2 separate regions of the Homo sapiens genome follow, and region 2 is linked to region 1. Evidence: read pairs that join two places in POLR2A ChIA-PET (ENCODE). Cell type or tissue: Panc1. All regions are shown on one strand. Links, peaks and the distances in the headings refer to the core of each region. The heading gives the core; the rest is flanking DNA.

What was found. Peaks named below come from ENCODE experiments on the same cell type or tissue, not always from the same donor. Only the 100,000 strongest peaks of a DNase experiment are listed, where the experiment ranks them.
Region 2: POLR2A ChIA-PET joins it to region 1 with 10 read pairs; 2 of 35 experiments call an interaction of 5 or more read pairs at or near these places.

What each region holds. Positions count from the first base shown.
Region 1 is chr1:225,321,667-225,324,166 of GRCh38, forward strand. DNAH14 (dynein axonemal heavy chain 14) reads left to right here. Exons shown (of 86, transcript NM_001367479.1): 62 at 998-1,157. Among named protein-coding and RNA genes, the nearest start is that of LBR, 110 kb to the right of the region's middle. In Panc1, for the core only: no CTCF peak of the experiment used is centred there; no DNase peak of the experiment used is centred there.
Region 2 is chr1:225,969,044-225,974,475 of GRCh38, forward strand. No RefSeq gene overlaps it. Among named protein-coding and RNA genes, the nearest start is that of SDE2, 28 kb to the right of the region's middle. In Panc1, for the core only: no CTCF peak of the experiment used is centred there; no DNase peak of the experiment used is centred there; H3K27ac peaks cover 456 bases.

The DNA.
Region 1 (2,500 bases), core at 1-2,500:
TTATAAATGTTATTCTGACCCTGACTTTCCAAAGCATCAACTTCTTACCTAACAGTCCAGTGGCACGTCAACTGATTAAGACATAGTGAAGAGACCGCCTCCAATGTTCCAATAATAAATACATTATTAATGACTTGAAAGACAAATTCCCATCCACCCTTCCTCCCCTGACTCTGTTTTATCTGTGATTTTTATGGTGGGAATTTTAGATCAGGAAGAAGAAATGAGAGCATGTGTTTAAGGGGAGTTGGCTGTTATACCACTTCTTAAGTCACGAGAATAGGGCTGACTCCCAACGCATACACATGTACAGTGTCTCTGTGAAGCAGTCATCAGTAAATCAACCCTGGACTGAAACAAGAGAGGGGTTTCTATTTTTAAATAACTCTACAGTGAAGACTTTTCTTTTTTTTTCTTTCTTTTTTTTTTTTTTTTTTTTTTTGAGACAGTGTCTCACTTTGTCGCCCAGGCTGGAGAACAGTGGCGTGATCTTGGCTCAGTCCAGCCTCTGCCTCCTGGGTTCAAGCAATTCTCCTGCTTCAGTCTCCAAGTAGCTGGGACTACAGGCACCCGCCACCATACCCAGCTAATTTTTTTATTTTTGTAGAGACCGGGTTTCGCCATGTTGGCCAGGCTGGTCTCGAACTCCTGACCCCAAGTGATCCGCCCGCCTCAGCCTCCCAAAGTGCAGGGATTACAGGCATGAGCCACCATGCCCAGCCCAAGACTTTTTATAATAAAACTAATTAGCCTTTAACTCAGATGTAGTACTTATTTAAGTTTTATGCATTTCATCTTCCTAAAACTATAATATCCTTATATTTAAGATACCCAATTTTTAAAAGATACCTAAGTAATTAAATAGCTATATGTTGACAAATAGTTTTCCTTATCCAAATGTGTGTTAAAAATCTGTGTATATTGTCTTCTGAGATATTTACAGGGTGCATTTCATTTTTAATTGTGAAGTTGATGAGATTTTCATCATCTATTACAGAGTATACACACGGCCTCCCTTCCTTGTACTGACTGTCATGAATGCAGTGTGTATTCTTCTGCAAAAGAAACCTAACTGGGCAACGGCAAAGTTACTTCTTTCAGAAACTGGTTTCCTGAAAAAATTGATTAACCTTGACAAGGACAGCATACCTGATAAGGTAAAAAGTTGATCTCTAATTGATGCATCTCATATTTACAGTCTGTGGGATCAAACAGACCACCTGCCATCTAAATTGTTCTATTCTTAGATGGAGAGACTATTTTCTAGGAAAATAGCTCTATTCTTCCAGGCAAGAGAGGAGTTGCCTAGTTGGATAGGGAAAAGAAATCCCAGTCTGAGAAAAATTTCATTCTGATTATGGCTCCCAAAAGTAGATGAGAAATACTGTATATCTAACTCCAAACTGTGTGATACCGTTTAGAAATAGAGATGGACCTGTGGGCATGTGACACAGCTAAGGTAGAGAACATCCTCAGTGAGCCCCAGCATGCCCCAGGCCATACCACCATTACTGACCAGACAGACCTTTGAATAGGGACTGTGCCTTGCCAATATGCCGCCTGGGGGACAGAAGGAAGAGGATGGTATTCCTAGTCACCTCACACCTGAAGTGCACAAGGAGACTTCAGAATTTTTAGATATCAAATTCTTAAAGCTGGAGAAAGTTAACCTGTTTTGTTTTTGTTTTAAAAGTTTCTTTTTAAAAAGTATAGCAAAGCTACTGCAACAACAGTAGCAATAGCAGGATGTTAACAAAGGCTTTTTCTCTCCTGATACTAGGTTTTGTTGTTGTTTTGTTTTGTTTTTTGTTTTTTGTTTTTTGTTTTGAGACGGAGTCTCACTCTGTCACCCAGGCTGGAGATCTCAGCTCACTGCAACCTCCACCTCCTGGGTTCAAGCGATTCTCCTGCCTCAGCCTCCCGAGTAGCTGGGGCTACAGGTGCCTGCCACCATGCCCAGCTAATTTTGTATTTTTAGTAGAGACATGGTTTCACCATGTTGGTCAGGCTGGTCTTGAACTCCTGACCTTGTGATCTGCCCCCCTGGGCGTCCCAAAGTGCTGGGATTACAGGCGGGAGCCACCTTGCCCAGCCACTAGCGTCATTTTTGTACCCAGGCATGTGTCTTTGATTCTACTATTAAAGATAAGTTAATTTTTGTTTTTTTTTAGACAGAGTCTCACTCTGTGCACTCGCTGGAGTGCAGCGGCATGATCTTGGCTCACTGCAACCTCTCACTCCTGGGTTCAAGTGATTCTCGTGCCTCAGCTTCCCTGGTAGCTAGGATTACAGGCGTGTGCCACCATGCACAGCTAATTTTTGTATTTTTAGTAGAGACAGGATTTCACCATGTTGGCTAGGCTGGTCTCGAACTCCTGACCTCTGGTGACCCACCCACCTCGACCTCCCAAAGTGCTGGGTTTATAGGCATGAGCCGCCGCCCCCGGCCTGAATATTTTAATATGAAATAAAATTTCAATCTAGTGTAGACTGGGGAAAA
Region 2 (5,432 bases), core at 2,933-5,432, 650 kb after region 1:
CAGGGTGATGAAAGGGAGTGACTAAGGAGGGCTCGCTGAGGAGGTGACTTGAGAATGAACGGCACAAAAAGGCCTGGGAAGGTAGTTCCAGACAGAGGGAGCAAGGGGCGGGGTTGAGAAAGGGCTTGGCGTAGTTCAGGATAAGAATAGAGCAGGAGGCGAAAGCCAGGGGCCACAGGAGGAAACCCAGGCCGTGGTGAGGCTCTGACCCTGACAGCCATAGGCAGCCACTGAGGAGCTTCAAGCAAAAGAGTGACATAGTCTGATTTGCATTTAAAAAAAAAATCAGACCAGGTGCGGTGGCTCACGCCTGTAATCTCAGCATTTTGTGAGGCCGAGGCAGGCCGATCACCTGAGGTCAGGAGTTCGAGACCAGCCTGGCCAACATGGTGAAATCCCATCTCCACTAAAAATACAAAAATTAGCCAGGCATAGTGGTGTGGAACTGTAATCCCAGCTACTCGGGAGGCTGAGGCAGGAGAATTGCTTGAACCCGGGAGGCGGAGGTTGCAGTGAGCTGGGATTGCGCCACTGCACTCCAGCTGAGAGGTGACAGCGTGCTGGCAGTCCTCACAGCCCTCGCTCGCTCTCGGCGCCTCCTCTGCCTGGGCTCCCACTTTGGCGGCACTTGAGGAGCCCTTCAGCCCACCGCTGCACTGTGGGAGCCCCTTTCTGGGCTGGCCAAGGCCAGAGCCGGCTCCCTCAGCTTGCAGGGAGGTGTGGAGGGAGAGGCGCGATCGGGCACCGGGGCTACGCGCGGCGCTTGCGGGCCAGCTGGAGTTCCGGGTGGGCGTGGGCTTGGCGGGCCCTGCACTGGGAGCAGCCGGCAGGGCTGGCCCTGGGCAATGAGGGGCTTAGCACCCGGGCCAGCGGCTGCGGAGGGTGTACTGGGTCCCCCAGCAGTGCCAGCCCACCGGCGCTGCGCTTGATTTCTCACCCGGCCTTAGCTACCTTCCGGCGGGGCAGGGCTCGGGTCCTGCAGCCCGCCATGCCTGAGCCTCCCACCCCCTCCATGGGCTCCTGTGCAGCCCGAGCCTCCCTGACGAGCGCCACCCCTGCTCCATGGCGCCCAGTCCCATCAACCACCCAACAGCTGAGGAGTGCAGGCGCACAGCACCGGGACTGGCAGGCAGCTCCATCTGCAGCACCAGTGCGGGATCCACTGGGTGAAGCCAGCTGGGCTCCTGAGTCTGGTGGGGACGTGGAGAACCTTTATGTCTAGCTCAGGGATTGTAAATACACCAATCAGCACTCTGTATCTAGCTCAAGGTTTGTAAACACACCAATCAGCACCCTGTGTCTAATCAGGGTTTGTGAATGCACCAATTGACACTGTATCTAGCTACTCTGGTGGGGCCTTGGAGAACCTTTATGTCTAGCTCAGGGATTGTAAATACACCAATCAGCACTCTGTATCTAGCTCAAGGTTTGTAAACACACCAATCAGCACCCTGTGTCTAGCTCAGGGTTTGTGAATGCACCAATCGACACTCTGTATCTAGCTACTCTGGTGGGGCCTTGGAGAACCTTTGTGTGGACACTCTGTATCTAGCTACTCTGGTGGGTAGGTGGAGAACCTTTGTGTGGACACTCTGTATCTAGCTACTCTAGTGGGTAGGTGGAGAACCTTTGTGTCTAGCTCAGGGATTGTAAACGCACCAATCAGCACCCTGTCAAAACAGACCACTCGGCTCTACCAATCAGCAGGATGTGGGTGGGCCCAGATAAGAGAATAAAAGCAGGCAGCTGAGTCAGCAGCTGCAACCTGCTCGGGTCCCCTTCCACACTGTGGAAGCTTCGTTCTTTCGCTCTTTGCAATAAATCTTGTAATTGCTCACTCTTTGGGTCCACACTGCTTTTATGAGCCATAACACTCACCGCGAAGGTCTGCAGCTTCACTTCTGAAGCCAGCGAGACCATGAGCCCACCGGGAGGAACGAAGAACTCCAGATGCGCTGCCTTAAGAGCTCTAACACTCACCGCGAAGATCTGCAGCTTCACTCCTGAGCCAGCGAGACCACGAACCCATCAGAAGGAAGAAACTCCCAACACATCCAAACATCAGAAGGAACAAACTCCAGACGCACCACCTTAAGAGCTGTAACACTCACCTCCAGGGTCCGTGGCTTCATTCTTGAAGTCAGTGAGACCAAGAACCCACCAATTCCGGACCCACAACCTGGGTGACAGTGAGAATCCATCTCAAAACAAACAAATCAAATGGATAAACAAAATGGAGTCTATTCATACAATGGAATATTATTCAGCCTTAAAAAGAAAGGAAATTCTTGCCCGGCGCGGTGGCTCACACCTGTAATCCCAGCACTTTGGGAGGCCAAGGTGGGTGGATCACAAGTTCAGGAGTTTGAGACCAGCCTGGCCAACATGGTGAAACCCTGTCTCTACTAAAAATACAGAAATTAGGCCAGGCGCGGTGGCTCACGCCTGTAATACCAGCACTTTGGGAGGCCAAGGCAGGTGGATCATGAGGTCAGGAGTTCAAGATCAGCCTGGCCAAGATGATGAAACCCCATCTCTACTAAAAATATAAAAATTAGCTGGGTGTGGTAGCGCTCCTGTAGTCCCAGCTACTCTGGAGGCTGAGGCAGGAGAATCACTTGAACCCAGGGGGCAGAGGTTGCAGTGAGCTGAGATCCTGCCACTGCACTCCAGCCTGGGCAACAGAGTGAGACCCGTCTCAAAACAAAAGATACATCATTTGTTTCAACAACAAGATTTTAAAACCCACAGGAAAACAAAGCAGGGTGCAGTGGCTCATGCCTGTAATCCCAGCACTTTGGGAGGTGAAGGTGGGTAGATCGTTTGAGGCCAGGAGTTCAAGACCATCCTGGGAAACATATCAAGACTCCATCTCTACAAAAAATAAATAAATATTAGCCAGGTATGGTGGTGCACGTCTGTAGTCCCAGCTACTCAGGAGGCTGAGGCGGGAGGATCACTTGAGTCTAGGAGTTTGAGGCTGCAAGGAACTATGATGGCACCTCTGCATTCCAGCCTGGATGACAGAGCAAGACTCTGTCTCAAAAAAAATAAAAACCAATAGGCAAGGCCACTGCAAGTCCCCAAGCCCAGCATATGTCAGGGTGTGGGGTGCCTGGCCTCAGACCTCATGACCCTGCGGCTCTCATTCCAGTGGAGGCTGGCTCAGCGAGCTCCATTCTTTCCTGACTCCCAGGGGGGTTGTCTAATGGTAGAGGGCGACATTCCAGTCCCTGAGCATGGGAAGGCACCATGATGGGTGCTTTAGGGAAATCATCTGCAGCGTTCCAGAAACTACCGTATGAGGCAGGACCTGTGTCCCATAGATTACAAATAAGGGAGCTGAGGCTTGGAGAGACTGAATGGGCTGTGAGCCTCTGCTCTCTGTAGCTAGGTCCCAGTGGTCAGCCCATGCTGCTGTGCCCCGGGGTGGGCACAAGGTGGACTCTGATAGCAGGTGGGCTGAACACAAAGCTACCAGTCCACAGTGGGGAGAAGCTCTCATTTCCCAAGGGGTGGGAGGAGGCTCAGGAAAGGAGTCCCATCCAGAACCCCCCTGGGGCCAACAGAGGCAGAGGGGGAAACAGAGGTCCTGAGGACAGGGCTCTTTCTGGTTCCTTCTCTGGGGATAGGGCTGGGCCTGACCGGCTGAGAGCATGGTGCACTACAGGCATTGTCTGGAGAAGCTGGTCTCGGTAGGACTTTAGGACCACCCTTCAGAAGGGGAGCCCCACTGACGCCAGCTTGGACCAGAGCAGGGTCAGCGGCGAGGAGGCCACAGGCGGAACGGAAGCTCGTGGACTCAGAGTTGGAAGTCCTCGGCCTTGCCCCGGCTCTGCCCTCTCTGTGCTGCGTGCCCTTGGGCTGCTTATTTAATATTTGTCAGCCTCGGTTTCCTCACCTGTAAAATGGGGATGATAACAGTATCTACGTTGAAGGGTTGTAGTGTGAAGCAAATGAGATAAGGCATTTGAGCAGTGTTTTATTCAGACTGTGTGTTGGAGGAGGCTTGGGAGGGTCTGAGGGAGATTATGAGGGGAAGGCAGCAGCGAAACTTCCCCACCTAAGCCAGCCCTGGGCACTGCCTCTCAGTAGGAGAGGATTTATTTATCGCTCTGTGGCATGGAAATGCTATTTCCTCTTAAGAGCCTTCTCATTTGGTCTCCATGTTTTGCCTGGGTTGGGAGATAGCTTTTAAAACCCAGGGCTCAATTCACCTCCCCAGTGACCTCGCCTCACTCCACCAGATGGAATGCCACACCTCCATCCACTCCCCGGATGACTGCACTTCATTACTGTACGCTGTGTGTATACAACAACTGTAATCACATCATAGCCACCTGCTCTTGCTAGATTTGAGTTCTCTCGGTGAGGGAGGCATCCCGGGCTGGTACAGAGCAGAGCACAGAGCAGGTGCTCAGCAGGCACTTGTTGAATAAAATTGAACTAAATCATCATGATATACATATTCTAACAAAAAAGCCCTAACTTTTTTTTTTTTTTTACTATTATAAAAGTATATCTGGGCCAGGTGCAGTGGCTCACACCTGTAATCCCAGCACTTTGGGAGGCCGAGGCAGGTGGATCACCTGAGGTCAGGAGTTCGAGACCAGCCTGGCCAACATGGTGAAACCCCATCTCTACTAAAAATACAAAAATTAGCTGAGCCTGGTGGTGCATGCTTGTAATTCCAGCTACTTGGGAGGCTAAGGCAGAAGAATTGCTTGAACCTAGGAAGCAGAGGTTGCAGTGAGCTGAGACTGAGATCACACCACTGCACTCCAGCCTGGGTGACAGAGCGAGACTCCGTCTCAAAAAAAAAAAATGTGAACATAGAAAGCTTAGAATAACATAAAAGATTGGGAAGAAGGGAAAACAATCCACCTTTATATCCCCAAGGAAAATTTTGGGAAACATTAACCTGTATTTTCCTTCTTGTCATTTTTTCCTAGGCATAATCTTTGTTTTTGCATTAATGATTTTGCAATCTCTACAAAAATTTTATGTCCTTCCTCTTCTAACATGACAACAGGTGCAATATTTCATTCTTATATCTCAGAATCATTTTTCATCTTTTTTCCCACTTTACTCAGTTAAGAGCTATCCATTTTTCCAAAATCCATATTTCTGTATAGTGATATAAAAATTAATGCCTGCAAACTTTCAATTTTATCAGTGAATGCTTTTGTAAATAGAATCTTACATAGAACTCCAATATACAAAAATATAACAGTAATTATCTATCTATTTATCTATCCATATTTTTAATAGAGATGAGGTCTCACTACGTTGCCCAGACTGGTCTCGAACTTCCAGACTCAAAAGATCCTCCTGCCTCAGCCTCCCAAAGTGTCTAACAGTGATATTTTATTCAAATAAATATACTTTCTGAGTGTAAGGCTTGATGCTCACTTTGGTCATGTTGGTCAGTA